Regions from separate parts of the Homo sapiens genome. Here regions 1, 2, 4, 5, 6 and 7 are each linked to region 3. The links are chromatin loops, found by intact Hi-C in ENCODE. Cell type or tissue: dorsolateral prefrontal cortex. All regions are shown on one strand.

The links. Hi-C counts contacts between places; a loop is a spot of excess contacts. Peaks named below come from ENCODE experiments on the same cell type or tissue, not always from the same donor. Only the 100,000 strongest peaks of a DNase experiment are listed, where the experiment ranks them.
Region 1: a loop joins it to region 3, with 4 times the contacts of the local background. A loop is called at or near these places in 8 of 110 quality-filtered maps.
Region 2: it touches region 3 in a loop (5-fold over the local background); 49 of 110 quality-filtered maps call a loop at or near these places.
Region 4: it touches region 3 in a loop (3-fold over the local background); 30 of 110 quality-filtered maps call a loop at or near these places.
Region 5: a loop joins it to region 3, with 2.6 times the contacts of the local background. A loop is called at or near these places in 7 of 110 quality-filtered maps.
Region 6: a loop joins it to region 3, with 11 times the contacts of the local background. A loop is called at or near these places in 12 of 110 quality-filtered maps.
Region 7: a loop joins it to region 3, with 3 times the contacts of the local background. A loop is called at or near these places in 11 of 110 quality-filtered maps.

The regions. Positions count from the first base shown.
Region 1 is chr3:107,805,176-107,809,175 of GRCh38, reverse strand. BBX (BBX high mobility group box domain containing) reads right to left here. Exons shown (of 18, transcript NM_001142568.3): 18 at 1-3,806. The coding sequence ends at 3,719. Among named protein-coding and RNA genes, the nearest start is that of LINC00635, 71 kb to the left of the region's middle. In dorsolateral prefrontal cortex, no CTCF peak of the experiment used is centred here; no DNase peak of the experiment used is centred here.
Region 2 is chr3:108,475,860-108,479,859 of GRCh38, reverse strand. It overlaps MYH15 (myosin heavy chain 15), which reads left to right. Exons shown (of 41, transcript NM_014981.3): 12 at 3,345-3,463. Among named protein-coding and RNA genes, the nearest start is that of MYH15, 33 kb to the left of the region's middle. In dorsolateral prefrontal cortex, CTCF peaks have their summits at 1,918 and 2,117 (motif pointing right); no DNase peak of the experiment used is centred here; H3K4me3 peaks cover 519 bases; H3K27ac peaks cover 600 bases.
Region 3 is chr3:107,925,885-107,929,884 of GRCh38, reverse strand. It overlaps LINC00636 (long intergenic non-protein coding RNA 636), which reads right to left. Exons shown (of 3, transcript NR_015394.1): 3 at 978-2,012. Among named protein-coding and RNA genes, the nearest start is that of LINC00636, 45 kb to the right of the region's middle. RefSeq lists enhancers at 2,296-2,355, 2,366-2,455, 2,044-2,665. In dorsolateral prefrontal cortex, CTCF peaks have their summits at 1,985 and 2,184 (motif pointing right); DNase peaks (open chromatin) are centred at 1,514 and 2,204; H3K4me3 peaks cover 2,139 bases; H3K27ac peaks cover 3,009 bases.
Region 4 is chr3:107,688,552-107,692,551 of GRCh38, reverse strand. All of the region lies in intron 3 of BBX (BBX high mobility group box domain containing), which reads right to left. Among named protein-coding and RNA genes, the nearest start is that of BBX, 170 kb to the right of the region's middle. In dorsolateral prefrontal cortex, a CTCF peak has its summit at 1,859 (motif pointing left); no DNase peak of the experiment used is centred here; H3K27ac peaks cover 606 bases.
Region 5 is chr3:107,814,716-107,818,715 of GRCh38, reverse strand. No RefSeq gene overlaps it. Among named protein-coding and RNA genes, the nearest start is that of LINC00635, 61 kb to the left of the region's middle. In dorsolateral prefrontal cortex, no CTCF peak of the experiment used is centred here; a DNase peak (open chromatin) is centred at 2,376; H3K27ac peaks cover 1,329 bases.
Region 6 is chr3:107,751,892-107,755,891 of GRCh38, reverse strand. It overlaps BBX (BBX high mobility group box domain containing), which reads right to left. Exons shown (of 18, transcript NM_001142568.3): 10 at 214-294. Among named protein-coding and RNA genes, the nearest start is that of LINC00635, 120 kb to the left of the region's middle. In dorsolateral prefrontal cortex, CTCF peaks have their summits at 1,969, 2,168 (motif pointing left) and 3,071; a DNase peak (open chromatin) is centred at 2,191; H3K27ac peaks cover 1,341 bases.
Region 7 is chr3:107,844,458-107,848,457 of GRCh38, reverse strand. The region is part of intron 5 of LINC00635 (long intergenic non-protein coding RNA 635); the gene reads left to right. Among named protein-coding and RNA genes, the nearest start is that of LINC00635, 32 kb to the left of the region's middle. In dorsolateral prefrontal cortex, a CTCF peak has its summit at 2,035; a DNase peak (open chromatin) is centred at 2,027; H3K27ac peaks cover 1,366 bases.

The sequences.
Region 1 (4,000 bases), 120 kb after region 3:
TACTCCTGTTCTGTAGCAATTTGTAATTAGCTTGTGACTTTACATAGGTGCAAACATTTCCATACATTGAGCCAAAGACTGCAGAGTGCAAACAAAATTTTATCTGACTTACAGTAGCATCTGACTTAATAAGAAAACAAAAGGATTTGAACACATTGGATTCTAAATAACCAGACCAGTTCAGATGCTCCTTTTTGTTCATAGTGTTCCATCATTATTTTGTTTCTCCAGCAATTTTAGTGGCAGGAAGTAGAATCACAATGATAACGTGGGAATTATTTTAACATGGCTTTGGGACATGGCATCGGTAGAAAGCTCATCTGACAGAATTAAATAAATATATTTCTGATATTTGTGGGAAAAAGACTATCGGAATTACAACAGTAGAATTTACCTTTTAAAAGGGGTTTTAATGAATTAACAGTTTTGATCTAAAATCTGGGAACTAACCTAATTTGGGGACAAGAACCTGTATTTCCAATGTGGCTGTGGGACATTTTTCTTTTTCCTGATCTCATATACAGTACCCAAACAAATAAAAACTTTAAGGATGTCTTACAGTATTTTTTCTTTCACTCAGCTTCTTACAGCTGCAGCTTCAGTTACTATAATATACTCTACACACTTCAAAATTACATAGGAAATACCCAGAATAACTAAATAAATAAAAGGCTAAAGAAAACTGGAACAGTACTGCGTCTCCATCTGAGACGCAATCTTCTACTTCCAGCATCGCAGAGAAGGGCTAGGACAATTTTTTTTCAAAAGATTTATATACAGGCTTGAATCCAGAAATTAAGGTTAAAAGCATAAATATTGATAATTTCAACTAAATTCAGAATGGTTTCAGAAAGATATGATACAACAATTTAGAATAAAACAAAGCAGAAGAGCATCATATTTTGGTTTGCTTGAGATATATATAAGGTGCAACAACTTTTTCTCTTGAGGATGCTGTGGGACAAATGTTAGTGTAGATGGTATCTGCTGGCAGATTAAAGTACACACTATAGCAATATGATTTTCCAAAATAAAAAAGAATGAGAGAAATGAAATGAAAATGATAACAAAAGGTGGGGTGGAGAGCACTAATATTGGTCTGAAATATTTGTGCTAACGAATGTTGTTACCTGAAAATAACAACACTCCTCTCCAGCAGTTTCAGGGCATGAGAAGCACAATTATTGAAATCAAGACTTTACTCAGAGAATCGACAAGGTGAGTCTAAGGAACTATAAAGCTTTGCAGGATTTCTGCTACTCTCAGTGCCTAACCGCTTAAAAATTAAGCATTTCTACAAAAAGGTTTGTTTTAAAGTATCTGAAAACAGTCATCTCCAGTAAGTTGCCCTCCCACCCCCAACCCTGCCTAAGGGAAAAGCCACTGAGGTTTAGGAAAAGCAGATCAAGTAAGATATTAATCACATAGAAAAAAAGTAATCTTTTGTTTTGCTTTTTTTTTTTTTAAAAAAGGTCCCAGGAATATACAGCAATCTCGTAAGGAACTCTAGTGAAATGTAATCGGAGGACTGAAGGAGGGTGCTCTGGCAAAAATAGATCTATTCTAACGTGTTCTATAGAATAACAAGTTAGTACCATTGTCAAGGTGCATGTTCCGCACCATACAATTTTTGTTGTTGGTTTTTTGTTTTGGATTTTAGCTAATTATAATCTTCAAATCACTGCTAGCGAGTGGTCCAAAACTCCAACAGCCACCAACATCGGGACCCAGCAATTTCAAACATTCACTTTTTGTTTTGAAATTTAGAAAATATTAATAAAACAGCATCATAGTAAAAATATTATGCAAAAGTCTGGAACTGCTCACTTGATTTATTCCTACATGAATGGGGTTAAGTTGTAACGTTTGATTAACCTTTTACTAATGCCTTCTTCCTCCATCCCCACCAGGAATATGCATTTTTGAGCACATCATTCCGATGCTTTGCTACCCTCTTTACCTGCTTTGGAAAAAAAAACAAGAAGAAAAACCTCTATTTTTTTTTCAATCCTGTTAGTATGTTGTACATATTTTCCAGCACCGGAACTGAAGTAATATCTACAACCATGAGAAGCTAAACCTAGTATGAATAGAGTCATTTTTTGTATGGCTATTACGTCAAATTACAATTAGAAAAAAAATCATTACAATTCAGTCAAGTATAAATAAGAAAGCTAGATAAAACCATGTAAACTGTCACCATTTAGAGATCTAATTCAAAAGCTTCAAACTCGAACTAGCACTGTCAAAATTCCGCCAGTTTGAAAACCATTAAAAATTATTGCTGGAATCCAATAATTAAAATTTGGTAGTTTGTGCTGTGACGCAAGAGTGGGGAAATACTTTGTGCTATAGAACAAATACCCTGTAAAATCTGTAGCCTCAGACTAATTTTGATTTATCACTTTGCATCTGTTGCTAGGAAACAAGACACTGTGAATGTCAGGTGGTTAAGTCAATATGTTGAATGTTCTAAGCCAGTTAATCCACTTGGCGCTGCTTATGTATGGTTGGTTTTATGTTCAAAAGCAACAAAACACAAAAAGGAAACAGAGACTTGCAGGTGGATCTATGACTGAGAGTCCCACTCTGGTCAGGCATACCTCCCTCATCATTGACTCAGTACCTCCTAAACAACACAAACTCAAAATGGCTCTAAAAACCTGCAGTGCCAATCAGGCTGTGCATAGCAATTGCAACCCGTCCAGCCAATCTGTGATGGATGTAAAAGGTCTGTAGCTCCAAGTCCACATGAAGTGAGTGTCTTCAATGTGTTTAGAATAGTGAAGTAATACTAAGGTCACTTCTGAATAATATTTTTGTCTTTTTTTTTGTTTGTATGAACAATCCATTGGTCACTTAGACCCCTATGTAAAAATAAAAGAATCCTCAAGGCATGAAAACACCAGTAATCTGTAATCTGCAGGACTCTTCCCCTGTCTGGGAAAATATTTGCCACAATTTGCCTCAAGCAAATTCTTCTTGGTCACTCAAGGCTAAGAAAAAAATTCAGATTGTAAGAGTTGTAATTTTTTCTCTCTCTCTTTTTTTTTTTTTTTTGCCAGCAAACTACCATTCTGGTGGCAAATATAAAAGTGCAGAATATATGGACCACGAGGCCGAGCATACACCACTAACAATGGTACATCTGCCTGCCCAGGCTGCTTGGGAGTCTCTGGAACAGGCTTTTTAATATTTATTCTACAATATAAATGTAGGTATAACCTATTATATAAACCATCTTAAACTTAAATCTCCATGTACAAAAAAGACTAAGAATATCTAATAATAACTAGTGCAGTGCGTCAGTTTTTGTTTTTTTTTTGTTTTGTTTTGAAAGAATAACTAGGTAATATATGAAACTAGTTTCACACTCTCTGGTTGGTAAAAGAGATGCTGGGTGAGCTACAGTAAAGGCAGCCTTTTACCAAGTTACCACCTATTACCGTCAAAAGCCTTCAATAGAAAGCAAAGCTCCAGGATCATTCTGTTTCTGCTCAGTATCAGACAGATAACCTTACCCTCAAAGATTCTGGGTTCTGAGAGAACAAACTGGCCCAGGATGCTAACTTCTGCTTCAAGTGAATCTGGGCCGTGTGGGGCAACAAGCACTTGTTTGCAGTCTATATTTTCCACCACTTGGACTCACTAGCATCCCTCGGTAAAGACAAGGCTAGGGTAGTAGGTAAAGCACAATGTTTTACAATGAAAGGGCGCTTCACTGGTCAGCGCAGGAAATAAGTACAGGAGCCTGCGGCATTTCTTTTGGCTGTCCATCATGGGTGAGCGGAGTTGACCTCTGACCTCTGTAAAATAAAAGGAAGAAAAAGTCACTTATTCAGCATATGTTATTAGAGACAGGAGAGGACGATGAATAACAAGTGTGTTCCAATATCTTGTTTAACAGTTACTGCTGTTACTTACATCATTTAATGAAAACTGTTTTTGCTTTAGAGTTTTTTCTCTTCTGTCCCCTTCCTTATCCTTTTTTTCCCCTTCC
Region 2 (4,000 bases), 550 kb before region 3:
ATTTTGCTTCATTCTTTCATATCTGGTTATTTGCAGATGGGACTGAACTGGGACAGAATTGGAAATTTGGAAAAGATTCCTTTTTGAGTTTCTCTACCTTTTTACCTGTTTTCAGGTGAAGTCATACTTTGTTCTTTCCATCTTCCTGATTTCAAAATAAACTTACGAAACCTGGTTATTATTCTCTAGACAGTAGTTTGCAAACTTGGCTGCTCAACAGAATCGCTGGGGAACTTTTAAAATCCTGAAGCTCAGGCCTTACCCAAGCCAGACAAGCCAGATTTCTGTGGGTGAATTTCAGGCATCAGTATTTGTTTTTACAACTTGCCAGGGACCCCAGTGTGCAGTCAAAGTTGAGGACTACCACAATAACAACTTTGTTCTCAAACTTGTATGTGTATCAGAATCACCTGGGTAACACGATAAAACTAGAGCGGCCCAGCCCCTAACCTGCTTCAGGGAGCCTGTTGTTTAATCTTTGATTAGCTCTCCAGGCTATTCCAATACACACTGATGCTTGAGAACCACCTCTCTAGCTAAATGTTACCTCTCCCAGGTAAGATCATGCAGCCTAATTGAAGTCCATGGGTTCATTCACAAGGTCCTGAAGGAACTGATGCTTATGGGTGGGAATTTCATAAAGCCTATTTGGGAATATGATTAAAATATGTTTACACATATTGCTATCTTTACAACAGTAGTTCCTGAATGTCAGATGGGCATTTAGTCATAGATTTACGCCATTTTCATCTTGGTTGCAAACTGTAAACATTTAGTGCAAATGAAGTAATTTACTTTTTGGAACATGATGACCTCTATTGTTTCCTCTTTCCCCCCAAAACAGAGAACATATGTGATGTATAATGTAAATCTCTGGAGTAAATCCAGGGTACACTAGTCCTGTCTGTAGATACTCAACTATCTCTGGAGTAAGTGACAAATAATCCTGTAATGTTAGATGCTATTTCTGTTAAGCTTAAGGTGGGATACTCCTCAGAGAATCTGAATTTCTTTTGTTCATGGATAAAAATAGACTCAAAGGACTGTGCTTAACACTGGAAAAAGGATATATGAAGACTCGGCATGGGGAACTATTCTTTGAGACTATTATTACCTGTATTATCTCTCTTCATGCTTCCAAAGCTTAGAAAAAACAAATGTTTCTCTTTTTTTTTTTTTAAACCTGGACAGATACTGGAAAATTGTTTTTCACATTGTTGGTTACTGTTCATCTCCACTCAGGTTGCCAGGCACATTGTATTTCTTCCCGTCTTTTAAATATTTTCACATTGGATTAGATACTCTATAAAGTCTCTTTCAGTTCAAAAAGTCTATGATTTGACATACTGGATTCTCAATTTGAAATTATCAAGCTTTTGCCGCCAAACCTGGCACTGTTAGCAGGCACATCTCAGTATAGGATGGGCATGTCTGCTCTACCTTTGATTTTCATTTATTTTTCCAAATAGGCTTTGTGTTTTGAAAGGTTTCATAGCAACCAAGTACCCAGGCTATTATCACTGCAAATAAACTAACATAAAGTAGGTATGTAACTTGTAGCAATGTATGTATTATATATATTGATTTTAGTTTATAAGAAAATCAAACATTTCAAACATTTTAAGCCTTGTAAACATTTTAAAGGCTGTGAAAAGGAAATTGATATTGCTAATACAGACGAGATAGAGCTCTCTAATTGTGTTTTGTTTTTACTTTATTTTCTGTTCGTGATTATTGCTCTGGAAAATTTGCAGCTTTTTTTTTCTTTAGTGAATTAAAGAAAGGCTGCATTACCTTCTATTATAAGACATTATTCAACAGAATGACTATGCCAGACATACTAGCATATCTCCAAATTCCTTTAAAATAGAAAGCAGAGAGGGGTTTTGGATGAGTGGAATATTTATTTTGTTGGTAACTGAAATAATCTACAATTTGAAATAAGCTTATAAATTTTTGCCTGTGTCATTATTTTGTGTCATTTTTTCATACCTGAAGTGATACATGCCTATTTACTTTTCCTTCTGATAATACTTATTCTCCACTTCTTGAGGAAATGGAAGCTTTGTTTCATAAAACAATTTTGTGGGGTGTAAGTATTATTGTTGGGCAGCAGAGGGCACTACGGAGCAAACAGAGACCTTGCCGGGAAAGGAAGGGTGTTTTACAGATAGCTGGCAAGTGTCCTGGCTTCTGTTGATTGGTGCTTGTCTATAATTATCAGATTACATGGCCCAAGTCCGTGTTTTGTTGAAAGAGTCCACAAGTACATACATAGAAAGAGAAAACAAATTATAAAGATGGCATTTTCCATGTCCTTCAGACAAATTATATCTCAATTTTTAAAAGATTCTGTTTCTTGATACTAGTCCTCTTTTAGAAGATTCATACACCATAATATTCACCTTTTAAACTGTATAGTTATTGGGTATTAGTATATTCTCAAGGCTGTGCAACCACCACTATCTAATTCCGGAACATTTTATTATCACAAAAATAAACTTTTAGTAGCAACTATTAGTAGTTATTTTGATTTTTGCTTCTCCTCAGCCTGTGGCAACCAAAATCGACTTTCTGTCCTTATGGATTGCCTGTTCTGAACAGTTCATAGAAATGGAATCCTGCAATATGTGGCCTTTCGTGTCTGACTCCTTTCACTTAGCATAATGTTTTCAAGTTTCAGCCATGTTGTAGTGCACATCAATACTTCATTTTTGTAAAATGACTAGCAATATCGTATTATATGAGTATACCACATTTTTTAATCCATTCATCAGTGATGGACATTTCACTTTTTCCCACCTTTTGACTATTGTGAATAATGCTGCTAGAAACATTTGTGTACAATTTTTTGTGTGAACATATGTTTTCATTTATCTTGGGTGTGTACCTAAAAGTGATATTGCTGGGTTCCATAGTAACTCTATGATTAACTTCAGAGTAACTGTCAAACTGTTTCTCACGGCAAATACACACCATTTTGCATTCCCACCCACAATGCATGAGGGTTCACATTTTTCCACATCCTTGTCAACACTTGTTATTGTCTGCCGTTTTGATTATAGTCATTCTAGTGGCTGTGAGTGGCATTATATTTTCTTTTTCCTTAATGCCAACAAACTGAAGAAGTGAGATTTCAATGTGGCTTTGACTTGTATTTCGAAGAAATAATTTCCTTTAAACTTTTAGGATTCAGGCATTTATTTGAAAACTACAATCTACTTTGCTACGCTGATGTAAACACACTATCTTTCTGTCCTCTGGGTAGTTAGTTTGGCTATAATGGAATGAATCTTAACAGTGTTTTCCTCTCTCCTTCCTTTTCTTCTATTTCTGATGACCAGATGCTGACAAAGCTGCTTTCCTCATGGGCATTAACTCCTCTGAGTTGGTAAAGTGCTTGATCCATCCTAGAATCAAAGTTGGTAACGAATATGTTACCAGAGGTCAAACTATAGAACAGGTAAGGTGATATTTCAAGAGCATTATTATTCTATGATCTTCCAATAATTGTATATATATTGTACTGTATATTTTTCAACTACTAAGGATGTTTGCAATAATGAAAGCTTCTATAAATAAGCAAAAAAGAGCTCTTGGGATGACTATTCCAAATGTTTTTACTTGTGATGCACACCACAGTAAATGCTCTTGTCTGAAACATACATTTTGAAAGTTTTCCCTTAGGTAGCAAGTATCTTTGCAGATGCAGACAAACCCTCCACTTGTTGTGATCAACATCTTTGTCATCCAGCGAGGAAGCTTTCAAAGCTGTTCATTCCTAACATGGATAAAATTGGCAAATTGGCATGCTTCACGTATTTGGCATATTGGCTCCTTTGGCATAAAAGACACATGGTGACACGTTAGTTGAGAAACAGTTTTAGGACATATGCTAAAAATCAATATTTGAAAGGAGGTGTGTGTTGAAAACAGAAATGAGAGATGGAACGCCATGCAGATTTTGTTTAGCATCCAGGAGAATGTTATAGTAGAGAAT
Region 3 (4,000 bases):
ACTAAATATGATCCTGCCTCGTAGAGTTCACACTAGAGAGGAGGAAGCATATGGGCATAAAAATAACTATAAAACTCATGGCAGAGTATGCAGAATGCTATTAGTGGCATTTTACAAACAAGACACTAGGAAATCACACTCAATAATTTATTTAATCAATACTTACTGATTTCCAACTATGGACCAGGCACTATTCTAGAACCCAGAGAGATCACGGTGTACAAGAAAGACAAGGAGCCTGTTTTCATGGGGCTTACATTCTAGTGTGTGGAGACAGAGAACACCCTGGTAATGCCATGGATATATAAAATAATGTCAATTAATTACTGTGTTGAAATGGAATAGGGTAATGTGATAATGAGTACAGTTGAGGGTTGGGACAGAAGGTGGTCAGCTCTGATACCTGAGCTGAGGCTGGAATAAGAATGAAGTAGATTTGCGAAGAATTTATGAAGGAGATCTTCCACACTGAATGAATAGCAAGAGCTGGGATTAGGAGACAGAAATAAGCTTGTGGGGCTTTGGATCTGAAAGAAGGGATATGTAAAAGCATGCTGTGACAAGTGAAAAAGTGATATGAGATGAGGAGCGATGAGCGAGGGTGGATGGGGCAGATGGCACATTACATTTTGGCTATGGTGAAGAACTTGGGGTCTAATCAAGGTGCCATGGGAAGGCACTGAAGGTTCTAAAAAGAGAAGAGATAGGATTTGATTTCCATTTTAAAAGAGCAATCTTTTAAAATGCTATGTGGCAAGTGAGGACTGCAGTGGGGAGAAAATGAATTCAGGAAAACCAGACAAGAGGCTATTTTTGCAATCCAGGTGAATGATGATGAAGGGTGACCAGTAACTAAACTAGGAGCAGTCTAGGTGGTGAGAAAGACAGATGCAGGATATATTTTGGAGGTAAGCCAACAAGAGTTGGAAGAAGAGGAGAAAGGTTGTTTCTAAATGAAGAATGCTTCCATTTCTATCTTTAGTTCAAAAGCCTTTTATGTCAAACAATATAGCAGCTAATAAATTGATTCTATAAATATATCTAATGTACATTTAAGCTAATATTAAATTTCTTTGGGTCTTCAGAGTTTTTACTGTAAAAAATAGCACAAAATAAAAATGCTTAATAAAGAAAGTTGTAAAATACAGAAAAGCATAATTTTTAGATAAAAATATATATTATAAAATATGCTACATACATATCTAAGATGAGAATGCCTATTTTTTCCCTTAAAAATGTGATTCGATCTCGTATTTGGGGGCGGGAGGGGCATGCTGCTGTGCTGTATCAGGTTTTGCCTCTTTTTCTGCAGCGTCTTTCAAAAACTGAAAACAATTTAGCCACGTTATCCCAAATGCTAGGTGTGGACATTTATTTCCTCATATATGGGCGGTGACTTCCACCATTGGGGCAAACGGACCTGGAAATGCCGAGATGTCCCAGGAAGTCTGGAGCTGATGGAGCCCGTGTCCATCTCACCAAGACCTTAAATATAATGCAGAGTCCCTGCTGCAAATCCATTCCCATCCGTGCTTTGAGACGGAAGGAGGGAAATTGCAGCTATTTACAGCAACCACCATCTGAGCAAGGACTGATTCATGCAGTACCTCGGGGAAGCTAGGTTGGAAACCCTTGTCAACATGCAGTCAAGTCTATGGTTAGAACTGGCCAGTGTGCGCCCTGCATCTGCGGGAGGGTCCGGGGGCCATTTGGAATTTGGTTTTTTTTTTGTTTGTCTGTTGTTTGTTTATTTGTTTTTTAGCCCTCTCTCTAAGGGCTAAGGATTCCATCGAGGTAAGGAATGGGCGGGAGTGAGTCCTAAGCGGGCGCTCCCGGAAGAGCGGCTGCGAGCAGCGGGGCCGCAGTTCGGCGGTATGGATCCTACCCCTGCCCGCCCCGAGCCGACCCGGGCTTGATGAAGTCCCGGGCAGCCCGCGAGGCTGCAGTGTGTCACGCACCAGCTCCCGGCGGCGTCCTCTTCCCCGCCGCGCGCAGTAATGGATCTCTGCGTCCTAAAAGAGGAAGATAATGCCGGTGTTAGCTTATAAATAGATGGTTGCATGCTCTCCCTGCGAAGCATTGATTGAGGCCGCTAAGCTGACTATTGATCTAATTTTAACTTACATGTTCGCACGCACCCTCCCCGCCTCCCTGTCGCGGCTTGGTGGAGCGCGGGGCACGCTGTCTCTCGCGGCCGCCAGAGGGCGGGCCACTGGTCCTCCCGCCACCCTGCCCGTCTGGCCTCTCTGTTTACGCAGACGTACAATGCTGGCCTTTATTGGGTTTGAAAAATAGGAGTTTGATTTTCCTGCACCGGGATGACCTCATCACTCATGAAAGTCGGAGGAAAGCGGGGAATCGGATGACAGGCAGCCGGGAAAATAAAGCTTGCATTTCACCTCCTCCCACTCCACCACCTACACAGAGTACTCGGGATGTGCTTCTCATTTTAAAACCACCTTGCCGAAGCCGGGAAGTGGGAGACGGCGGTAGGAGTGGAATGTTAAATTCTTCTTGGTACTCTGGCACTCGGTGTGCAGCGGCTTCTGTTTAGAAGGTTAATGTCACCTACTCTCTGCCTACAGAGCCTCTTGTAAGGGCGCTCTCCTGAACTGTCACTAAATGGCAATGCAACAACATTATCTAGGAGTGACTTGACTAACATATTACTAATTATTTCTAGACATAATTCATCTTGCCAAAGTTTAAGCAATGGTCATCAGCAATTTTATACTGCTGGCTTGTAAATTTCAAATCTGCTTATGACTTCAAATTATTAAGGTAGGGAATTACAGTCTATCATAGTTTTGCTTGCCGCCTTTTGGGACCACAGCACATCAGGATGGGGGTATAGGGTAAAGTAAATGAGAGGGAAAGGGAGACAGAAGACAAAGAAAGATGCCTTCCCTGAAATTCTCCAGCCCTAGAACTCAGCACGTGAACAAACTTTCCTCTGGGATTCAGTGAAACATATTAATAGGAGTCAATGTTTATCAGGCACTTGCTATGTCCCAGGCATTGTACTAACCGTTTTATATTTGTTACTTCATTAAATCCTCAAGACAACCTATTGGTTAGATTATATTATTATCCATATTTTAGAGTTGAAAAAAACTGAGGCAAGTTAGTTGCACAAAGTCGATTAGCTAGAAAGGGACAAAACCAAGATTCAAACCTCAGTAGAGACTGACCCAGAGCCTTGCTCCACATCACCATGTCGAGTGTCTTGACGACATACCTCCCTTGGCAAAGTCTTAAACTCTCTGCATCTCTAAGCAAAGGAGGGTGCGTGTGAAGAGAGATGGCCACTTTCAAATAAGGCCTATCTAGGCTGAAATGGAAAAGCTCTTCATAGGGAGAGCTCTTGCAAAAGTGAAAAACGTACAAAGAAATGATCATCCTCAGTGTTGCTCCTGATAATAGCTTATAGGATGGAAATAAACCAGAAGAAGGAAACTTCCATTAAGGGGACCTCACCTGGCTATTCATTCCACAAACATTTGCATACAGTGGACTGGCCATTGTGGTTGGCACTGAATTATGGTAATGAAGAAGACAGAAGTGCTCTATCCCCTCATGGAACCTCGTGAGAGAAAGGGGTTATAACTAAGTGAACAATCAAACACATAATTGTAATTTGTGATGATTACAAAGGGGCCTGGTATACTTCGGAGGAGGGAGTCAAGAAAGCCTGTCCGAGGAAATGCCATTTACACAGACAGATACAGCATGAGTAAGGGTTAGCCGGGTCCAGGATGGGCCTGGGCATAATATGGAGAGATATGAGGAAGCCTTGAGGAGGAAATGGTGTTGGGGAATGAGTGGGAGAGGAAGCTGGAGAGCTCACGTGGGATCTGATAAACCAGAGTAAAGATTGGTGACATCATGTTAAATGCAATGGGAATACCCCCTTAAGAGATTCAAGAATGAGAATAAAGCGATCCAAATTGTATTTTAGAAAGATTGCTTTGTTTGCAGTGGGGAGAATGGATAGGAGGTA
Region 4 (4,000 bases), 240 kb after region 3:
ACTACTATGCAGCCATAAAAAATGATGAGTTCATGTCCTTTGTAGGGACATGGATGAAACTGAAAACCATCATTCTTAGCAAACTATTGCAAGGACAAAAACCAAACACCGCATGTTCTCACTCATAGGTGGGAATTGAACAATGAGAACACATGGACACAGGAAGGGGAACATCACACACCGGGGACTGTTGTGGGGTGGGGTGAGGGGGGAGGGATAGCATTGAGAGGTATACGTAATGCTAGATGACGAGTTAGTAGGTGCAGCGCACCAGCATGGCACATGTATACATATGTAACTAACCTGCACATTGTGCACATGTACCCTAAAACTTAAAGTATAATAATAATAAATAAATAAATAAATAAATAAATAAATAAAATAATTAAAAAATCTGGATGTTTTCTATCATCCTGATATCTAATTATAATTTTAAAAAACAATGCAGAAACAATGATTTAGTTAAGAATCAATAGTCTGTATCACTGATTGGAAATCTTTTTCCTTAGCTACTGTTCTTTACTGTAAGAAAGATGGTGAATAACTTAAGTAACAGTCAAATCGACTTCACTTCATAAAGCAAAACTTCTCAATCTTAATGGTTGCAAAACAAAAATATTTTTCTCAAAAGCAAAAAAAGAATACGTATTTCTTATTTTAAGTAGTATAGTGTTTAGCGAAGTTGCTTATCCTAGCTGCTGCAACGCCCACCTACTTTCACTTTGGTACACTAGAATTAGACTCACCATTTACTAAATTACAAATTACATAAAGGTAGGTGTGGTTTACCTTTACCTTCCCAAATGCTTAGAATACTGCCTTGAATATACGTATTTAATAAATAGTACTTGTAAATGCATGAATCCAATCATCTTATATCAGCCTGCACATTTGCCAAGGAAATTAATTAGAATGCATAGGATGCTATCATTGATTAATTTCTATATAACTAGTGTTGAGCAGAAAACCGTTTGTTTTATACTTGCGTCATGCTGGGTGAAATTTTTATGTTAAATATTTTCCATTTTCCTGATTTAATATATATGATACAAAATGTAAGTGCTTACTTGATGATTCAGTCATAACAGTGCTCTGTTTAGAACATTAACAATTCCTTTTATATTTCTTTCAGGTGTTATTTATATTCCTTTTATGTGTTTAGAATGAATGTGCTCCAACCAGAGCCAAGTACTAAAACCTTATTTTTATCCAGTAAATTTACTAAATTGATGACATTTATTTACAAAAGATTCTTCATGTCTAAGAATAACAACAATAACAAAACACAGTTCCTATTCGTGTATTATTTGCTCGCCTTTTTTCTCTTTTAAAAAGTACGAGAGTGGCCAGGTGCCATGGCTCATGTCTGTAATCCCAGCACTATGTTAGGTCAAGGCAGGAGTAATCGTTTGAGCCTAGGGGTTTGAGACCAGCCTAGGCAACATAATCAGACTCTGTCTCTACAAAAAATTTAATAATTAACCAGGCATGGTGGTGCACACCGGTGGTCCTAGCTACTTAGGAGGTTGAGGTGGGAGAATCCCCTGAGCCTTGGAGCCAGGAGGTAGAGGGTGCAATGAGCTGTGATCATGCTATTGCACTTCAGCCTGGGTAACAGAATGAGACTCTTTCTCAAAAAAAAAAAAAAAAAAAAAAAAAGGGGGGGGGGCATCAAAGTGAGAACATAAAGAACTGGTTTTAATATGACTGAAGTTCCTTCCTTTAATTTTCTTCTCAATGCACAGTACAAGAATGTTGTAAATCACTACCCACAAGATACACGTTTACTGAAGTACCCTAGAGTATCTTCCTTACAGCCCAATTTACATAAGTCTGCTCCCTCTGCTGGCCAAATTTTTATTTTCTAGCATCCTATTTAAATATAAAGGTAATGCTTTATAATACCAAAAAAAAGCTACTCTGTAAAATAATCATAAACCATATAAACCTGGGAAATCACTGAAGAAGCTCTTTATATCATTAAGGCATTGTGTTTGCTGATTTTAGGGATAGGTAACCATCCACATATTGAGTTAAACCCAAGAATTTTCAAATACAATATCATTTTTCCCCTAAGCAAGATTCTTAACCCTGCTAAAACCATTTCTCATTAATTTAGTCCATTTCTAATTGGAATCTCCAACGTACTTTGTGATAAGTGTCTAACCAAGCCTTTCCATATTTACACAATGGCATTATGTTGGGGAAACAAGAGGGAGAGAATGCTTTCACTTAGTAATTTACCAGGCCACAAGAGTTAGTGGCAGAATACAGGATAAATAAGAGAGACTATATGCTAAAAGTGAGCCCATGCTGCTTTTAGTTTTTTTCAAAGATAGATTATAATATAATAATAAAGTCATTGTTCTGACATATCTAATACATTCGTTTTAATTTTTTATGATAAAGCACTTTATAATATACAACTTGAGTACATTTCATTAATAAGTTCCAAATATATTTTCTTATACAAAAAGCTAGTACTGCCATTAAAAAACCCTAGGCTACCTTATTTGCTGCTTTCCAACTATGTACCACTTTATAACTTACAAAGCCTTTATTGCACACATTTATTATTACAAAATCCCATGAAATGGGTAAAATTATGCCCATTTGAGAGGCGCCTCAGAGAGATTTACATAATCTTTATAATGTCATTAAGAAGCAAACTAGGAACACAGCCTATAAAGGCTCTGGACTTTAAACACAGGTACTTTCTTCCATCTGATTGTATCACTGATTTTAGTTTTTAATCAATACATTTACTTTGGGAGGAAAAGTAATTCCATTTTACAAGCCTTGTTGGTATTTCATTCATACCTCTCAGTAATTACTTTAGAGGAATCCCAAACTTCCATTCGTATCTCAAATACTCCTCCATATAGACTTAACTATACTAAATACACTGAGGAGGGAGGGAATCGGAACAAGACAGCACATGTCTGTGACGCAATGTACTTTTCTTCACTTTGTATTTTGTAAATATTGATGCTGCAGCTCTTAAAGTACTCTCAGAAGTCGTTATGACTGACAGCCCGTGAGTGCTGCATCTTTCAAAACAAATACGCTTTATTGATGGAGAGCACACACATCTCCATCTAATTTTTCTGAGGCAGAAGTGGAACAAACATATCTTAACATTTTAACTAAATTCAGCATTCTGTACTGAACACAATAGGCAGGTTACAGTTTAACAGATATTATGAAAGCTTGTCATTTTCATAAGCAACACAGCACGTAAGGGAAGGGCACTCTACAAACCTCCCCTATAATCTCAGAGTAGCATACAACTTCCTGTGTTTATTGTAAATATTTTTAAGTACAAGCAAAAATTCAAAAGACATTTTGTACCAAATAAAGGTCTTCACAAATGTCCAAGTATTGCTAGATTTTAAAATATGTACTACTATACGGCTTAAGAATAAAAGTTTAGGCGAAAATTTGAAAAAGAACCAACTGGAGAAAATAAAATATACTTGATCGCCCTGATTCTAGGGGGAAAAAAATAAGGAAAACCTGTCGTTGTCTGCTGTGTACCAAAAATCACAATCTAACAGCAAATATCAGACATATTTTATATCACATTATAGCTTCCCTTGAACTGAAAGGTAGGGGCTCACTGAGGAGTCAAAGGAGAATTCTGCTTGCTGAGCTCTCCCAGCCATTTGCTTTGATGACTGCCAAATCTGTACTAAAAGGTGGGCAAATTCTTTCATAGCTCTTATATATAACTCCTCTAGGGAGACCTTCTGATCCCAAATCAACCTTTTGAGGACCTATTAATGGACTAGCATTAAGAGAGATGACAGTGATTATAAAATATGAGTTGGAACAATAAAGAACTTGTTGGTGAGATAAAACCTATATAATAATAAAACCATTTGGAAACTAGGCAGCAGGTAATAGAGTGCAACAAATGTGGTCCAAATCATTAGGGAATAGATAATATATAATAATATAACATTCTCAGCACTGGACACTTGGCAATTATAAAAGCCAT
Region 5 (4,000 bases), 110 kb after region 3:
TATTCTCTTATTTGTCCCCTCTCATGTCCTGTTTCTGTCCTATCAGAATGCCCTTTTCTCAATCCTCCCGATTGGTTACGTTTAGAATCCTGCTAATTGGTCCATTTTACAGAGCGCTGATTGTTCTATTTTACAGAGCGCTGATTGATCAATTTTACAGAGCATTGATTGGTGCATTGTACAAACCTCTTGCTAGCTACAAAGCACTGATTGGTGTGTTTTTACAGAGTGCTGATTGCTGCATTTTACAATCCCCTCGTAAGACAGAAAAGTTCTCCAAGTCCCCACTCGACCCAGGAAGTCCAGCTGGCTTCACCTCTCAAACTGACATACTGCATTTTGGATCAGTTGTGAACACATTTATTAGGGGCTGCTGATCACCACCTTCAGAGTCTCAGGAGGAGGGTAACACCCCCTGAGATTCATGAACCACTGGGAAGCTGAATAGGCTTCTTCAGTGTGAGCATTACTAATGTAGCAAGAAATTATGATGACGATGCACTATGGATAATCCTAATGACATCTTCCATGCACAACCTTCACCTACTTGGATCCACCAACCTAAAGCAGCACTGGGGTCTCTGAGCTTTGCATCTTTCCAGAGTCTAGAGATTTGTCTTCTAGTTTTTGCTGAATTAAATAAAAACAGAATTAACAACACAAAGACTTTCAGGGAGTGGTTAATGGTGTGGGTGATGTCAATAAGTATTTGGCAGCATCTGCTGAGGATAATCTGAGAGGAACAATCAGGAATTGACAGCCCTTCTTATAAAGCAAAATTGCCTGGATCTGGTGATATCAGTCGTTATTGGCTTCCCTGCCTGCAAAAATGTCACACAGTAATTCCAATAGAGTTGTTTACACAAGTGGAAAAATCTGACTCCTTGATAACATGTTTCAGTTGCAAACCACTCTAATGACACTCAATGGTTTTCTAGTAAGAGAGAAATTTCCTCCAAACTCAAGAAGTTATCTGGGAACAGTGCCCTTCTTCAGTCAGGTTATTTATGTTCATTGGGCTAATGGTTTTTGTCCAGTAATACATTTAAATTGCTTTCCATTTTACTGTTATGCTTCACTATCACATTTCAGAATGTCGCTTCTCTTCCTCTGTGCAGCCGGCAATTTTTCTCAAGTATGCAATGAGAGCATTGTCCTTTCGAAGTCATTTGAAATAGACCTGGTCTCAGCCATCTCAGGAGAATATTCTCTGGCTGATAATCATAGCCAAGTGGAATGTACAAATGAAGTGAAGCTGCCTAGCAGTTCCTTTCTCTCTGGTTTCCTGGAGGCCTTGTTGCAGGGTGACAGTGCACCTATTGATCTGGGAAGAAGCCAGACATTCAGCCTCTGATGATACCTAAGAAATAGTTCCCCAGCTCTGGTATAAGAAGTACAAGGAGGTTGAGAGGAGACACTGTCTTCAAATGATTTACAAACTGAGTCACACATATCTGGCATGGATAAAGAAAAGGAGGTTCTGTAGAAGTGAACACAGTTAGGTTTATACAACCTTACAGAAGCAATTGCTCAGTAAAACCAGCAGCTTATGAGCAACAGAGGGGATAAACCCATATCCTTTATTTTGAATTTTTTTTTTCTTTTTTAGAGATAGGATCTTGCTTTGTCACCCAGGCTGGAGTGCAGTGGCAGGATCATGGCTCACTGCAGCCTCGAACTCCAGGGCTCAAGCAATCCTCCTGCTTCAACTTCCCAAGTAACCGGAACTACAGGCACACACAACCACATCTGGCTAATTTTTTAAAATTTCTGTAGAGATGACATCTCACTTTGTTGTCCAGGCAGGTCTCGAATCCCTAGCCTCAAGTGATGCTCTAGCCTCAGCCTCCCAAAGCACTAGGATTATAGTCTCGAGCCACCACACCCAGCCTAAAACCCATAAATGGAAAAGGTAGATCAGGCTGTTGAGTGACTCGGAAGCACATATAATTCTATGTAAACATCTGGAGTAATTAGTGCAACACAAGTGCTAAAAAAAAAAAAGCTGTATTTAAAAAAAAGCAGAGGCAAAGGGGTAGGACAAGTGCCCATTTCTTAGCTTCTGAGTGCTGGCAACACAAGGTCATTGTTTACATGACAATGGACCACCTTTGTGCCTGATGCTCAAACTCGGAAATGTGTATGTATATTGTACGTTTAGAAGGTAAAATTAAGAAAAGCTAATTTGAGTTTAACATTCGAATGAAAAAGTTTTAACCTCAAAATAAAATTGACTAGGAAAAAAAATGAGGTACTAGGAAGTGTGAATAGTGCTGCTCATCTGCAGCAGTGTAATCCTGGAAACTCCGGCTCTGTTCCAAAACTTGGAGAATTATGACAGCAGACAGTGCTCCTCAGCAGGGCAAGGTGAACTGTCGGGGAAAAACTGTTCTCTGCTGAGTGACTGGAGTATCTTTCAGCATCCCGCCTGCTGTGGAATTTTGCCGCTTGGTTGGTTCTGCCCTCCTTTTGAATGTGGGTGAAGCCCTGCTATTCCCCGGAAAATATTATTCATCAGTTAATTTATGACTTGCTTCATCTTGCCACCACTAATTACTGGTGTTGCTGCTCTCTGCAGTAGGCTCAAAAGCTGAGACGGATTCTATCTAAAATAGATCTTTGGCTGAGGAGCAGGCAGTGGTGGTGGCAGGCTAGAATGTCACACAAAGGCAACTCGGAAAAGGAAAAGCCTACACCTGGACCAGAAAACTGTGTTTTAAAAGGAGACATATGGGCAGGGTATGGTGGCTCACGCCTGTAATCCCAGCACTTTGGGAGGCCTAGGTGGGGGCAGATCACGAGGTCAAGAGATCGAGACTATCCTGGCCAACATGGTGAAACCCCGTTTCTACTAAAAATAGAAAAACTAGCTGGGCGTGGTGGCACGCGCCTGTAGTCCCAGCTATCAGGAGGCTGAGGCTGGAGAATCGCTTGAACCCGGGAATTGGAGGTTGCAGTGAGCCGAGATCACGCCACTGCACTCCAGCCTGGCAACAGAGCAAGACTCCGTCTCAAAAAAATAAAAAAATAAAAATAAATAAAAAATAAAAATAAAAGAAGACATATGGAATATTGGATGTGTGGGCAGGGGAGTGAAAGAGGAAGCCAAAAAAGTAATTTACATGGATAAATGCCCATATGTAAAAGAAAATATCTTGGTCTGATTCCAATTTCAGTGTCCCAAGGAGGAAGGTAGCATACTTATTACGGTCAACCCCTATGCACTATGGTTAGAATTTTAGGTGCCATATCAGGTGGGCAGGTGGAGGTGTCGGAAGACAAGCATCCTGCCTGTTGGTCAGCCAGTCCTCTGTACACATTAGGTGCTTAGGAAATGTTGCTCCATATGTCACCAACTCACTTAAAGTCAGATCTTTGGGAAGTGGGGAGAGGAAGTTCAAATTAAACCTTTGGCAACACAGATTTTATTGACTGAATCTTCAGGGGCCGCGGACAGGTGCCTGATGAACTTTAAATTAAACTCTAAATTTCTAAAACTTTGCTGCATACATACATAAATTACAGTGCAGCTTGCATACCTGAGAGAGATGGTTTTGCTTTTTTAAAAGATGTTTTCAGAGTTAGAAGAAAGAATTCCTTTAACTACCAATTCCAGAAAAGGGGATTTTGATTTGGTCACATGAAGGTGAATGTTTAAAAAGTAGAAACAAAACCTTCCCTACTCCCAAAGGAAAAGTAATCCCGGGGAGTCCTGTAAGAATAGGTACCTTCTGTAGTAAAGTCCTTTTTTAAGGATAAGGATTAGCAAGGGCTCACGTGCCCAATTTAGACCCCAAACGAAGTGGGGGCAGCACTCATCAAAAATGAGAAACCTTTATAGCAGCTCCTTTTTGTTCCAGGAATCCTCCTAGAGCAAAGGATTTCTTGAGTCATTCCCTCAGCCATAAAAACCTTACAGCTATTCTCAGTGAAGAAAAAAGTAAAAAAGAAAGGGAAATTAAAATAGCTCTGGTGGGCATGGGGTGCCATCCCTGTAGAA
Region 6 (4,000 bases), 170 kb after region 3:
AATATCTCTAGGTAACCTTTAGCAATGCTTAATGACTCTTAGTAGCAAAATTCAGTTTTCCCAAATTAAAGGTTAACCCTCTCATTGTTGAAAATTAGATGTAACTCATTTTATGGTCACAGGAGAGATGGTACAGTTTAGGGAAACACTGTTAGAATATTTTGTAATTTCCACCTCTGCAGATCTTATCTCAATATATTCTTAGGAACTTGCCTCTGCCAGTTGAAAGAGTGCAGACTTTCCACAGCGTTTTACAGGCTCAGCACCACCCAACTGCGAAGTGTTTGAAGAAATCTATATTAAAGACAATCCAAATAGGGAATATTAGTTGTGATACCAGAATCTTTGCTTCTCATTCATATACATTCAGGAATTTTTCTTAGTTACGAGAGTATCATTGCTCCCATGTACCAAGTAACAAAACATGTCACATTTGGGATGATCATTTTGAGAACCATTTTTAGTAAATGACCTCAAAAATAATAACAAAAGTAGGTATGGCTGTTTAACAGTAAGAATATTATCTTGGATATTCTAGGCTTTAAATTTAACTCTGTAACCTTAAAGTGAGAAATGCATTTCAATTTCTACTTAAGTACTAACTTAATAACTAGTCAAATATAAAAGAGATTTAGAGTTATTTTGCATTTACCAAACAATTTTTTTGAAGAATATATCTGGGATCTCTGTGGAAAGACAGCATCAAGTCAGTCAACAAATTTTGTTTAGAATCCAATATATATGTGCAAGGCCATATGACAGCAGCTTAGGAATCTAAGAGTTTTATATAAAACACTGACCCTGGCTTTCAGAGTATGCTTTAATGTACATGCAAAGACTGATAATCAAGGCCACAAATCTGAGTTGTACAGTTAATGGCCTATGCTGTGTTGCAGTACATAACATATGTACAACATTAACATTGACTGCATCCTCTTCTGCAAATTTGGCTAAAAAGTGGCTGGGCATTGATAAAAATAAACAACACTGCCTTTTCTCATTTTTTAAATAAAAACTTCATTTTCCATTTCTAGCCTCAATAAGAGCTGAGAAGGACATACATTCTTAAAGACATTTACAAGCATCTTCACCTGAAGTTCTGTCATTGTTAGAGTAGATAGCTATAGTCTAAGATTTTTAGATTCTTTGTGATTCTGAATTCTTTCTCAGTTAAAAACAGAGCTATTTCTTATTTCCATTTAGTAGGTAATCCTGCTTGTGACTATATCCTTAAAGGTGACCACAGATCCCACAGGTGATTCTACGAAGTTGTTAGCTCCAGGAGGGACTGGGTGCTTCATGCTAGAAGAAATTTTCCCTAGAATACTTGCTGAATAACAGGCCTTTGTAGAAGCATGTATTTAATAATGGCCTACCTAGGCTATTAAAAAGGGCCTAGCTTAAGGAAGTTATGAGGACTCTTTCCTCCTGGGTGTTATCAGTTTTAACAGAGTGCTTTTCTATTCATCTCTATCATTTACTTTTCCTTTAGAAGATACATTTATGGGGCTCAAACTTTCTGAAGTTTGGAATATTTTCTTCTGGCCGAATTTTCACTGATAAATGCTACTTCTACCTTTTCTAGACATGCTGAATTCAATTACTCACCTTATCAGGAGACTAAGAGAAAACAAACACATTAATACCACCGGCTCTCAGTGCTTCAGGGAATGAAGGACTGAACATAAATGCCAGTGCCTTGAATCAACGCTCTATAATAGAAAGAATATGGCCTTTGTGCCACACAGGCATGCTTTCATTACTTGCTGCTGTGTGGACTTAAGCAAATAAGATTTTGAGCCTCATTTACCTTACCTTCAAAATATGAACAGTAATACCTGCCCGCAATTATGCTGTGAAGATTAGGTGTGATGCTAGTGTAGGGCAGTGCTGAAGAGATATTATGCTCTCAATAAATGGCCCAATTATTACTAATAATGATTTATCTTTAACACTTAATAAACATAAACACCTTTTTGGTACAATTCCAAAAATTACTTAAACACTGAAATTGAACAGAATTAAAAATAGCAGTGTGTGTGGATATTTATTAAATTTAGTAATTTGCAGAGCACTAAATTTGTCACATAATCCCATGACATGCTCAAGAATTACTGAAGGACCACAAGCTGCGTAGCACTGCACTTCACACCCATGCTGTTTTTCTGTTTCTTCCACTGGCTCCCTCTGCTGTTGCTTTTGTCACTGCAGGTTTTTGTTCCCCGTGTGTGTCACTCCCACATATCCTGTGCCTAATGCAGTGCATGGCACACTGAGAGGCTCATGAATGACTGACTGCATGGATGCACTACCTGCCTTTAGAGTTAAAGCAAAGCTGTCAGAGAGGAGGCTTGAGAATGCTCTCCTTAGGTTTAGTAAGAACAGTTTTCCTTATTGCCTCTGGGAGGATTTTTACCTGTTTACAGGTACAGGGAAGCATTTTAAATGCTCAAGGTTGCTGGAAGCCTGATTCCCAAAAGGGCATGTGTGGGGGGAGGTTCAACATATTTTAGTGGCCCAACATTTCCAGGATCTCCTAACAGTAACATTTTTATGGCATTACTTAGTGTGAGATACGATTTCTAAAAGTTAAATCAAAAACTTCTTAATTTGAGGGAAGGAAGGGTGGAAAACTGGGCATACGTTAATTTCCATGGCTTGGTCCTTATCTTAATTTCTTTGCAGCATTTGACAGTGCTAGTCTTTCTTTAGAAAAACTCCTTCCTGCCCTTCTGTTATTGCAGGGTCCTTGCTTTCCTCCTATGTCTCAGGCCACTCCTTGTGGTTCTTCTTTGCTGGCTCTTCTTTCCATAATAATCCCTTCAATGTTTTTCCTCAGTGTTTTGTCTTAGGACCCTCTCTCAGTAATCTCATCTATGCTGATGGCTTCAATTTCAAGCATAGCTGATATAATAATGATTTGTTATATTACTGTTCACTCCTGCCCATGCTGTTCTACCTAAGAGATATATACATCCTTTCAGATACGAACAATATAGTTAACATCTGTTTTCCAATGACTGGTCAGCTATGGAGGGAAGTGTGTGTTTGCTAGGTTGGTAGGTAGAGGGCACTAGTGGGCCATACGGCATAGGATGTTCATGGGTATGCTTCTTATTTTCCTCAAATTGGATAGGGCTTGCCAATAAGTTAATTCCACTGTAGTCTCTCTTGACTATTATGTAATGTTTGGATAAACAGTATTCATCCATAAAGTCTAGCTACAGGGTGGGTGCAACAGTACATGAGGTACAGCTAAAGTGCTAAGAAAAATGATCACCCTGGATGTTAAATTGCTAATTTTATGGCTGTCTGAGGTGGGTGAGCAAACAGGTGGTAAAGATGAGAATCAAATTAGGTAATGGTGGAAGTCTTGCAATTATGACGGTATTGTAAATATTGTAGCTTGGGAGAAAATGACTGATAATTGTTGAATGAATAAATGAGTCAAAGAACAAATAAGGCCTTCTTTACCTTACCTTTCTTATCTAAAAAGAAATATTAGTGCTTCCAATAAAACACAAAATACATCCACTGATTAGTTACAGTGTAAGTATATGGTGTTTTTAATCAACTGTAATATAGTGTAACAAACTGAGCATTCCCTCATGAAAATAAATGCATTAAATTTGTACCTATTGCTTATATCCAATGGTGACAATATTTTAATTTTGGTGAGATTATAGTTATATTTATATAGGCAAAGCAAATATCTTCTAAGGGAAGTTTTAAAGTCCAAATCTATCTAAATCACCCAGATTAGCTGTGTCTTCAAGGTAAATATAATTTTTCAATGCAAAGATATACTCTAGGTGTAAGAGTGAGCCACAGAGCAGATCAGAGAATATGTGGATTGGTCATGGCTTTTAGGCCTGTTAAATAATTAAAGACAACAGTTCCCTTCTGACATTATATCTGGTCATTAGTCTTTGGTAAACCAGACCTAAAAAGTAACTGATGTGTCACTCTACCTGTAAACAACAGAAGACACAGATAGGAA
Region 7 (4,000 bases), 81 kb after region 3:
GTGTTGAAAATCCAAGCCTGAAAATCATTGCTTTGAAGAAAGGGAGGACAACAACCAAACTATTTCTTCCATGAAAATGCATAACATTTAAATAATGTCCCCGTTCTTCTCAGTGCCCATCAACCTTCATTTTTTAATGCACTGAAAAGTCTAAATATTTATTCAATTCACAGGATTTATTACAGCTTCATTCAGCTAGGGCACATACACATTTTTTAACTACATGGCACTTTTTAAATAGCATCATTTAAAAATAATTAGGAAATAATTGTGATTGTATTCTAAAGATGTAAGATACTATCTAGTTTTAAAAAGTAACCAGAAAGAGTGTTCCTAAAGGACGACCCATAATCAACAGCTAGAAACAGCTGGCATTTATTTTACATAGAAAAACAGTTCGCATGTAGGGAATCACCATCTGACTCACTAAACTGCCCAGTGTTGTCGGGAAAAAATAGGCTGGTTAGAAAGTCAGCTTGTGGCTAACCATGTTCCAGACCACCTGGCCTTGCTCTGCTATGAGGTCAAAAGGCTGGTTTTGTGTTATCATGGAAAGAGGTGAGATTCCAGCCAGACACTTGCCGCGTGCAAGGTCACCTGGGCGTCACCTTTTAGGACGGCTAGAGGAGATGTCAGGGATTGAAGGGGGTGGCGAGGAGGAGCTTTGTCCATAATCTCTATAAGCCACTCTCCTTCATTGATAACATAGACAATCAGAATTGCCATTTTCTGTTTCATCTAAAGTGCTATGAAACACAGCTTCAGCTTGCTCCTTCCAACAGATCCCTACATAGATGCTCTGGAACGGCCTCTTTGTGTTTATTAATGGAAATTTCCCACAATAACTGCAAGTGACTAAAAAGATGCTGTGTCTTTCATCCCTGTCTCTGTCATCATCATGCTTTCTTAACTAACATAATTTTTGAGAAATATTGGGAAAATGCCAACAAAGAAATATAATTTGAAATTCCACCATCCAGAGAAAATCACTTTTCCTAGGGAATAGAGACATCTTCCAACTTATGCAATTTATACAATCATCTGTTTTTCAAAGGTCTTAAGTAAATCATATTTCATATACATTGAAATGCTTTCGATTTGCTTCTGCGGCTTTTTGTATCACCATTCATGGTGTTACAGTTCCTTTTTAAAATGATTTAAAAAAAAAAAAAAGACAAGGTCTTTGAAATTATTGAGCCACCCATGCCTAGCCACCAACTTTGTACTAGGGGTGCTGTATCTTTCCCTTTACGCCTTCAAATAGACTGCTAGCCTCTGTCCTTATCAGCACTTTCCAGTTGAAATTAGAAGGCAGTAAAGGCGAAATGACACAAACAACATGGAATTAGCGTGGCTGACACACAGAGATCACAGCAGGTAATGGAGACAGGTGAGGACCCAGTGAGGGGCATGGGGAAGGGGCTGTGGAGCTCTGAAGTGCATTTCCCACATTTAGCCTTGCACTGGATGTACAAATGTCCACATCTCTAAAATTAAATTATGTACCTTATGGAGCAATTTGCATAAAACAATTTTGTATCTGTTGTGTGTTTCATAACCTGCGGTACATCTGTACATTTATAGATTTTAAAAAATAGTATATATCCTGCTTTGTAACATGCTTTTTTTGTTGGCACATGCCTCTTTATGTCCATAAATAAATACAGACGTCATAATTGCCGATGACTACAAAACCCTCTGCTGTGTGTATCTATAAGAATTATTTAAACAGTTTCCAGTGAGTGGATCTTCTGGGTGTTTCCAGTTCGGCTTATAATGGACGCCTCGGGTTCCCAGGGTTGTGTTCTTTGGTCTGCCTCTGGTTTCAGCCATAGCTGCAATGAACATGGTCATGAGAGCTCAGACTCACATGGAAAAGCTAGCAAAGGGGCTTTTCCGATGCTAAAGAGCCTTGAGGCAAAGGAGAGTCTTTCTCCTTGCTCCTAGACAACCTTAAACCAGTGGGGACGGACTGGTGAATAAATGCTTCAGGAGACCTTGTGAGTGTTTCGCGAGAGGGCGCTGTGGAGTTGAGTCCCAGCAGCCCAAGGCATCAGCCTCACTAAGTTTGCTTTTCCCTCTTCCCTACTCTCTCCCTCCTGCTTCCCAGGATCATGTTGGAAATAAACTACCTGTATCCAGACAAGTCCTAATCTCTCCTGTTCTGAGCCAAGATAGGGACTCTGATAAACAATGATGTGGACAATATCCTTGAATGCACATCTCTGCCGTGGATCTAGTTATTTCCTTAAGACAAATCTCTAGAAATGCTCATTGCTGATCTGGTTATTTCCTTAAGATAAATCTCTAGAAATGTTCACTGCTGAGTCAAAGGGCATGGACTTTTAAAAACAAGCTCAAACAAGTGCTCTGTTTAACAGAGCTCTTAACTGTAAGGCGATTGATTTTATTTTATTTGCCTTTGCCTATTCAATCCCAGAGCTATCATGAAGCTCTCTTCCATCAAGAAGCAAAACATTGATACTAACTTCCTGTAGTCTTTTAAGCCACCCTCTCCAGAGGCCCCAGAAATCCCTCCCCGTTGCTGTCCTGCAAACACGATGAATGGAATAGTTGGAATGCACACCCACTGTCTCTCAAATAGACAGCTCACTTTATTGCCTGGTAGTTATTAAGAATGAGTAGTAATTTTGCTGTAGAAAAGACTACTTATAGGGAAAGTAAGAAACGAGAGAAACATTCACTCATAATTTAACACAAGGAAATAAAACCAACCAGAAGATAAAATGTCTGTTTCTCAAACAGCTCAATCCTTATATCACTAGTAGCACTGGAGCTCTTAATTATAGATAGTAAAGCCTCTGGATGTTATTTTTTACCCAACATCAGTGGTAACAGACGCATAAGGAACTGCTCAGAGTAGTACAGAAGGAACTCTAATGCGCAGGCGCTTCGGTGGGGCAGCAGCAAATGTGCGTGATCTGGCTAAAGAGGGAACCCAGAAAGGGTGTCAGCTCCAAATATGGATTAGCCACAGCCTTTCCACGAGGGGGAATGGTGACCATATGTTTGCAAGTATAATTTACAGAAACATATATGTGATTATTTTTTAAAATAAGTGAACTATTTATAAATCTTAGCCAATGAATCTTTGTGACATCTCCTTTCAGGAAGCCTAATTTTAAAAGGTATATAAAACCGTTCTCCTGGCCAACACTTGCAGGTTCTGCCCGCTTGGATGGCTTCCCTAAAAAAGGAAAAAACAAACAAAACCAACCTTCCTTGGCTGTGTTTGCCATCAACATCAAGAACTGCAGCAAAGGCATTCTGACTGCTGTTTATTACTACTGTTTATTCTGTCATAATTACTATCACCAAACCCACATGATTACAGTGTTAGTAATTTTATTGATTATAAATAGCACTAATGCTGTAATACATTAGCAAAGACACAGCATTAGGGAGACATGGTCCATACTCACTTGGAGAGTTGCACCTTTGAGGATGATTGTTTAAACCATCCTGGAAAGCATTATCCTTACATGGCCCCGGTTTCCAGTCACTCCAGTGAAGGTTTCCTTTAAACACTACCGCCATTCTCCCTGCTCAGTGTTTCTGTGGCCTTCTCAGATGTCCTTCATGCAGTCTAGGCTGTGCTTTGTATTCAAAAGAGAATCCCTTGATAGTATATGGACCCAGTAATGTCCTAGTTTCTTGAATTTGCTAAAAGCAGGGGCATTAGATTGTGAAAGCCCACTACAGCCATTTCTATTTTAACAGTGATACATCTTCCTTTTGGCAAGAGTACTATTGAGTGAATTCGTACAGTCTTGGGCCCTTCCATGTTTATTTAAAGATTGTATTTTCTGAGGGAGGAGGACAAAGGGCACAATTGGGACTTTACTCAAAACACCCACATATCATAGAGGGAATCTACATTTACTGTTTAATTTTAGTTTTCAAAATTTATTGCAAAGAGTCACCTGGATAAAGAGAAATCCCCCCACAGAACAATGTCTTTCTGCCTTCTCCAAAGCAC